Regions from separate parts of the Homo sapiens genome. Here region 2 is linked to region 1. Evidence: read pairs that join two places in POLR2A ChIA-PET (ENCODE). Cell type or tissue: OCI-LY7. All regions are shown on one strand. Region 1 holds the start of LOC101927297 (a long non-coding RNA gene). Region 2 has its middle 2.2 kb from the start of AMBN.

Region 1 (4,000 bases):
AGCTTGGCCCACACAGGATGAGGAGCAGGAAGGAAGGCACTTGTAGCTGCAGCAGAGTGAGGGGGAGAATCATAGTAGATAACAACACCATGCACTTTATAGGATTAACTTTTTTCCCCCATTTTTTTTTTTTTTAGATGGAGTCTCTCTCTGTCACCCAGGATGGAGTGCAGTGACATGATCTCGGCTTACCGCAACCTCCGCTTCCTGGGTTCAAGCGATTATCCTGCCTCAGCCTCCTCAGGAGCTGGAACTACAGGCATAAACCACCACACCTGGCTAATTTTCGTCTTTTTCAGTAGAGGTGGGGTTTCACCATGTTGGCCAGGCTCATCTCAAACTCCTGACCTCAAGTGATCTACCCACCTTGGCCTCCCAAAGTGCTGGGATTACAGGCGTGAGCCACCATTCCTGGCCTTTTCCCCCATTTCAATTGTACAAGCTTAGAATCTATTTTGAACTTCAGAATCAATCTTAGTCATTCTAAAGCTAAAGGTAGAGAGCCTAAGCCTCTTAACTTACAGTCCATTTTACCTCTCACAATACCAAGAGCCATTAATACTATTTTTTCACATCTATATGGAGAAATTTCTTCTAATTGGCATTTTTTGGGGGTGGGGGAATTGAAAGATTAGACTGAATCATTTCACAATGTGATGTTTTGATTATGTATACCTTGTGAAATGATACAAAACTTAGAAATCTGTAATTTAAATAAGTGAAATAATCAAAAATGATTTTGTCTAACAAAAATGCTTTAGCTGGCTGAACACGGTGGCTCATGCCTGTAATCCCAGAACTTCAGGAGGCTGAGGTTGATGAATCACCTGAGGTCAGAAGTTTGAGACCAGCCCAGCCAACGTAGTAAAACCCCAGCTCTACTAAAAATACAAAAATTAGCTGGGTGTGGTGAAGTACATCTGTAGTCCCAGCTACTTGGGAGGCTGAGGCAGGAGAATCACTTGAACCCAGGAGGAGGCTGCAGTGACCCAAGATCACACCGCTGCACTCCAGCCTTGGCAACAAAGCAAGACTCTGTCTCAAAAAAATATATATATATTTAGCTATTTTTGCAGAGATATACACTGAATGATTTTTTCTGATATTATATAAGCATTGAATGATTAAAAGTCAAACAGAGCATTTTTACTCAACTTTGATACCCTTTGATACCCTCCTTCCTAATCTTTGTGACTTCCAACCTCATTAAATGTCTGATAATACTAACTGCCATTTTTTAACCCTAAACATTTTCGTTCTTATATGCAGAGTTTCTTCAAATATTGATCTCTATCCAAGCACAGTGTATGTAAAATTTATATTTAGATATCAGGAGGCAAAAGCTGGTCAGTTGGGTGCAGTGGCTCACGCCTGTAATCCCAACACTTTGGGAGGCCAAGGCAAGCAGATCATTTGGGGTCAGGAGTTAAAGACCAGCCTGGCCAACATGGTGAAACCCCATCTCTACTAAAAATACAAAAATTAGCTGGGAATGATGGCGCATGCCTGTAATCCCAGATACTCGGGAGCTGAGGCAGGAGAATTGCTTGAACCTGGGATACAGAGGTTGCAGTGAGCCAAGATCATGCCACTGCACTCCAGCCTGGGCGACAGAGTGAGACTCCATTTCAAAAAAAAAAACAGAGGCAAAAGCTGAATTTAAAAAAAAAAACCCTCAAAATATGAAGAAGAAACTTCATTCCAAATTCTTACTAAAAATTAAAAAATACAAACCAAAAAATTGACTTCTTTTTCTCGAACAGCTTTCCACATAGACTTTTAGGGTAGTCCTTCTGTGGTTAAATGTTTATGAGGAGAATTGCACCTGTGTTGTGGTCAGCTTTTAAATAAACTTGCACCTGCAGTGGTTTTTCATAGAATTGCTGTTTGAGAAATTACATGTCAGTGGTTTGACCATCACACAGAGCTATTTCCCTTCACCATATCACCTGCCAGGCAGGTCCTAATTTAAAAAGGGCCTACTTCCAAAAATTCATTTGAAAAAAAATCTGGTTAGATTTCATGGTAATCTCTCCAGGGACACAATAATAAGTAAGGTTTCCAGGATACCCCTCAAACAAAAAGAATATGCTCCCTTCAATTCATCCATTGCAGTGGTCTGGTCCTTCTCTGCTTTAAGAAAACTTCTGATTTCTGGAGAGGCTTCTGCTCTAGTCAATTATGTCTGCTTTCCTTTTCCTGTATATTATCTGCTAATTCCTGTTTCAGAATCTTTTTTAGTTTGTCATTTTCCTTACCATAAATTTATTTCTCTTTCCTTCCTGTTCATCCTCATAAAAAACCCTAAAATCTTTCAAACTAATTCAAGTAGGTCTAAATGTCATTCCATTCTGTTCACTCTTTTACTTTGTTTCTTCATTGCTAATAAATTCATCTTGTATCTTGTATACCATTTTACTCAGCTGGCATATTACTTTATCACTTTTCTTCATATGTGTGTAATTTTATATATTAATGTTTTCTAGATGCAGAGAGGTGTTCATAAAGAGCAATATCAGATGGCACCCCAAAAAAGGATATGAAAGAACACCAAAAGGGAACTCTAAAGATTTAGTTGGAAAAGTAGGTAAGAAAATACAATTTTCTTGTTCTAACTCTTCTATTCAGAGTGTTTACATCATATGTAAGTGCCATACTAAGTTCATTTTCCCTAATAACGAGAAAGCATAAATCTGTGGTGAGGAATATCCAGTCAGTTATTTTTAAAATATCAGATGCAACTGTAAAGATGTGTCTTAAGAGACACTTCTACTTAGTCTTCCTACTGAACAAAAGAGCAAACGCTGTGGAGTCAGTTATTGCCTGGGTGCAAATGGGACTCTGACAAGTTATAAAATCTTGTTTTCTCTGTTTCATCTATAAAATGGGCATCACTGTAGTACATACTTCACAAGATTGATGAAAATTAAATTGATAAGTGTAAAGCATGGAATATGCTAGAACATGGCTACAACATATAAACAATTACTTTAGCATAATGCTTAGCTCTTGATCTGCCTACTTTTCATATCCATATTCCCAGGACCCTGATTTAGACACAAAAACGCATCACTCTGATGACTATCACCATCTTGCACCAACTTCCTTCTGTCAATTTTCCAATCCTTCCCTGTTTAAAACCCTCCAATGATTCCCCTTTGCTCATAGCATAAATAATATATCTCTACCCAAAATAGATATAGATCAAGATCACATTTGCAAATAGCTTATTAAATTCTTAGGTCATTTTTAATAATTTCTAATACCTTATTGAAATTTAACAGAGCTTGGTTTTTTTTTTTTTTTTTTTTTTTGAGACAGAGTCTCACTCTGTTGCCCAGGCTGGAGTGCAGTGGTGCAATCTTGGCTCACTGCAACCTCCGCCTCCCAGGTTCAAATGATTCTCCTGCCTCAGCCTCCTGAGTAGCTAGGAGTACAGGTCTGGGCCACCACACCCAGCTAATTTTTGTATTTTTAGTAGAGATGGGGTTTCACCATGTGGGCCAGGCTGCTCTCGAATTCCTGGCCTCAAACAATGCACCTGCCTCGGCCTCCCAAAGTGCTGGGATTACAGGCATGAGTCACTGCGCCCAGCCAATCCAAGCCTTTTTAATTTGACACCTGGAGATATGTAGTCCTATAACTCTAGTAGCAGGTAGGTAGTATAACACTTTTGGTCTACTAGTTCACGTGTGCTAGTTACTTAAGTCAGAACAACCCAAAATTATATTTTATTTGCCTTTAGTTAAATATCAAATATGGTCCCACGTTTCAACTGAATTTTAAAGACATCAAAAATTTCTTTCTCTAAAGAGATCCATATATCAAACCATCTAGAAGACATCTAGACACTTAAATAGCTTCACAGACACCTCAAATCAAACATATACAAAACTTAACTTCCCATTTCTTGGCCCCTGCTTAAATCTTTTTTTTTTTTTTTTTTTTTTGAGATGGAGTCTCGCTCTGTCGCCCAGGCTGGAGTGCAGTGGCGTGATCG
Region 2 (4,000 bases), 89 kb before region 1:
TTAAGAGGACAGATTTCTTGTTCAATGTTCTTACTACTTAATAAAAAAGCACACATACAAAAGAACACAAGGAAATTTTTGGAGGTAATGCATATGTTTATTACCTTAGTTGTAATGCTGATATCAAGGGTATATGCGTATGTCTAAACTCATCAAGATGTATACATTAAATATGTGCAATTATTGTATATCAATTATACCTCAATAAAGCTGAGAAAGTATTTTAATATGAAGCAGATTTTTAGCCTTCATATTTCATTTCCACAAGAATGATAATAACTCATGATCACTGAACATTTCTTGGCTACCAGCTAGTGTGCTAAGCACCTTATATTTCGTATTTAAATTAAATTAATGCTGACCTACGGTAGACCACATTTCACAGATAAAAATGTTATATGAGCTTGGGCACAGTGGCTCATGCCTGTAATCCCAGCACATTGGGAGGCCGAGGTGGGTGGATCACCTGAGGTCAGCAGTTCGTGACCAGCCAGGCCAACATGGTGAAACCTCGTCTCTACTAAAAATACAAAAAATTAGCTGGGCATGGTGGTGGATGCCTGTAATCTCAGCTACTCGACAGCCTGAGACAGAAGACTCACTTGAACCCAGGAGGTGAAGGTTGCAGTGAGCCAAGACTCTGTCTCTCTCTCTCTCTCTCTCTCTCTCTCTCTCTATATATATATATATAATGTGTATATATATAAAACATATGTATATATACACACATATATACATATAGAAAACATACTATATATACACATATATAAAATATATACACATACATATATACATATATAACATATATGTATATATGTTATGTATGTATGTATATGTTATATATGTATATATGTTATATATGTATGTATATATACACATATATAAAATATGTGTATATATAATATATAAAATATACTATATATACATGTATATATAAAATATATATACATTTATACATATATACATATATAACATATATACATATATAAAATGTATATATACATATATATGCATATATACATACATATATACATATATATAAAATATATGTGTATGTGTATATATATATAAAATATATGTATTTATATAAAGTGAAAACATGGAGGCCAGGTGCAGTGGCTCATGCCTGTAATCCCAACACTTTGGGAGGCCAAGGTGGGCAGATCGCTTGAGGCTAGGAGTTACAGACCAGCCTGCCCAACATGGTGAAACCCTGTCTCTACTAAAAATACAAAAATTATCTGGGTATGGCGGCGCGTGCCCTTAGTCCCAGCTACTCAGGAGGCTGAGGCATGAGAATTGCAGGAACCTGGGAAGCGGAGGTTGCAGTGAGCCAAGATCGTGCCACTGCATTCCAGCCTGGATGACAGAGTGAGACTCCGTCTCAAAAAACTTTAAAAAAAAAAACTACATGAAGATTATATAGTGGCTCATTCAATGTCATATGACCAGTGAGTATTACAGAGGGGATTTAAACAGCTGTGCTCTCAACCACTTTACTAACATATTCTGCCAGATCTTGTTGCTCTAAATTTTTCATTGTAACTTTTTCTATGGCCTATGTCTCTTCATGTGTCTCACATCTTTTGTCACTTTGAGATTTTTTTTTATTTTGCTGTACTCCAGACACAAGTATTTTCTTATAACTGACTCTCTGATTCTTCTTCATACAGGTATGGTCTTGGCCAACATAACATGGTTTCCATCAGCTATGGTAATTTCCTTATATCTATAATCACTGTCAGAAACTCATTCATACATTCATACTAATTTCCAGATTTCATTGTAATAGAAAATTTTTTGTAGGATATATTAGTATTACATTTACCAACTTTCCCAGTAACATACATCCCATAAAATCTGACAAAAAACTGTTTATTAGCTGAAAAAATGAAACCAACTCCAATTGATTACAATCATTATTACAATATGAATACACACTGTCTCATGCAAAGTGGGAAACAAGATTGGAAAGAGGAACTGAAATGTTCAATTGACTGTCTAGTTACAGAGGGTGAACTTTATGACAGCCTTAGAGATCCTTACATAGTTTTTGAGTGGGGCAGTGAAATGCCAAAACCAGTATTTTAGGAAGATAAGTCTAGTGTTGGTGTGCAGGATATTGGAGGAGAAATAAACTACCAGATAAACATCTGGAAGTCAGTAAGCCAGAATGGAGTGTGACATTTAAAAAAGGAAGAAGCAACAGTGTGTATGATATATTGGATATTTGGCTCAAAAGCAAAGCAGAACATAAGAATCCTACCAAAACATCATTATTAGTGTGTCATGATCACGCTTATAAACTTTACAAGACACACACATACACACTATTTGCCAGTTTTTTAGCCAACTAGGAAGCTCGTTCCTATGGATTCAGCATCAACTTCCACAGAGAAAATGTCCTCCATCAGGTCCCTCCTCTACCTCCTTGGAGCTTATGAACCTAGCTGCCAGCACTCCTCCTCCTCCAGCACACACACACACACACACACACACACACACACACACACAGTTCTTGTGGTCTCATATTTCATGTAGTTTCTCCTACCAAAAGGACAATCAACTCATTCATTCAGCACCCAATAAATGGCAGCTGCTGCATCTTCACCATCTCACCAATCTTTAAGACAAGCTCAGGCTGGGCGTGGTGGCTCACGCCTGTAATCCCAGCACTTTGGGATGCCAACACAGGAGGATCACCTGAGGTCGGTAGTTTCAGACCAACCTGGCCAACATGGGGAAACCCTGTCTCTACTAAAAATACAAAAAAAGTTAGCCGGGCATGGTGGCGCAGGCCTGTAATCGTAGCTGCTCAGGAGGCTGAGGCAGTAGAGTCGCCTGAACCCAGGAGGCGGAGGTTGTAGTGAGCTGAGATCACACCACTGCACTCCAGCCTGGGCAACACAGCGAGACTCCGTCTCAAAAAAAAAAAAGACTAGCTTGTGGTCATTAATTATTATCCTTACATAACAGAAGAAGGAACTGGGGCTCAAAAGAGATTAAGGGACTGCATCAAGCACCAGAGACAGCATGAAAAATAATACTTTTCATTTCAATAACATTTTGCTGTTTGCAAAACACATTCACATTCTTCATTTCTTTGCATCCTAAAGATAATTCTGGTATCAGTGGAACACAGAGGTTTTCAGGAGCAGCTTCTAAGATAACATTATTTGAAGCTGTTAGGCCTACATTTGGGTATGGATACAGCTTTCTCTCAAAATACCAGCTTCCTCAATGTTCCCTGTAATTGACAAGATCCCTACTTCCCTAAAGAGTGTACTGACTCATCCCTTCTTCAGAACTAATCTTAAATGCTTATCCCTACCATATCTGAAATCACAACTTTGGAAAGACAAGGATGGGCAGAGAAGTAACAAAAGCAGCTAATATTCAATCCACATCCAAGATATTATCTGTTCACGGAGAAAAACCAATCTGTGTTGACGTTAACCTTTTAAGTGATCGAAATATGTCTTATTAACCTGGCTTGATACTAATGCCTGGGAATGTGTCTATCTGAAGAGTGAACTGACACTTGTGCCCATTGATTTGGTTCATAGAGAATGTTCTGATTTACGTCCCCGTCCCCACAGATTTTTTTTAAAATGCACCAAACGTTTACCTGAAGTAAACCTGATTCTTGCAAAGGGTCCAACTGTAGTTTCTTACAAAAGCTTGGCTATCTCTAATCAATTATCTCCAGATATGAAAATATCTAGGAAATTCAAGGAAGAAATCACACACATTAATTTTCCATCTAACATTTTAGTGTTTTCTTTTAAACTCTGTGTGTGCTGGGGGGAAGGACAGTAGTCTCTTTTACTACAACAAACAGGAGGGTGAAAACCTGAAGAATGCTAGCATTGGGTCACTAGCTTTATCTGCAGATAAAACCTGCACAAAACAGGTTTTGTTTTGCACCTATTTTACATATATTTTCCCCAGCTCACCAAAATAATTGTCTTCAGAGCCTATGTCCATTATTCCTTTACTG

Evidence for each region. ChIA-PET counts read pairs that join two places held together with the same protein. Peaks named below come from ENCODE experiments on the same cell type or tissue, not always from the same donor. Only the 100,000 strongest peaks of a DNase experiment are listed, where the experiment ranks them.
Region 2: POLR2A ChIA-PET joins it to region 1 with 8 read pairs; 3 of 35 experiments call an interaction of 5 or more read pairs at or near these places.

The regions. Positions count from the first base shown.
Region 1 is chr4:70,676,691-70,680,690 of GRCh38, forward strand. It overlaps LOC101927297 (a long non-coding RNA gene), which reads left to right and starts at 1,968. Exons shown (of 4, transcript XR_938860.3): 1 at 1,968-2,052; 2 at 2,487-2,587. In OCI-LY7, no CTCF peak of the experiment used is centred here; DNase peaks (open chromatin) are centred at 131, 869, 1,861, 3,891 and 1 weaker place; H3K4me3 peaks cover 3,636 bases; H3K27ac peaks cover 4,000 bases.
Region 2 is chr4:70,588,033-70,592,032 of GRCh38, forward strand. No RefSeq gene overlaps it. Among named protein-coding and RNA genes, the nearest start is that of AMBN, 2.2 kb to the right of the region's middle. In OCI-LY7, no CTCF peak of the experiment used is centred here; a DNase peak (open chromatin) is centred at 2,009.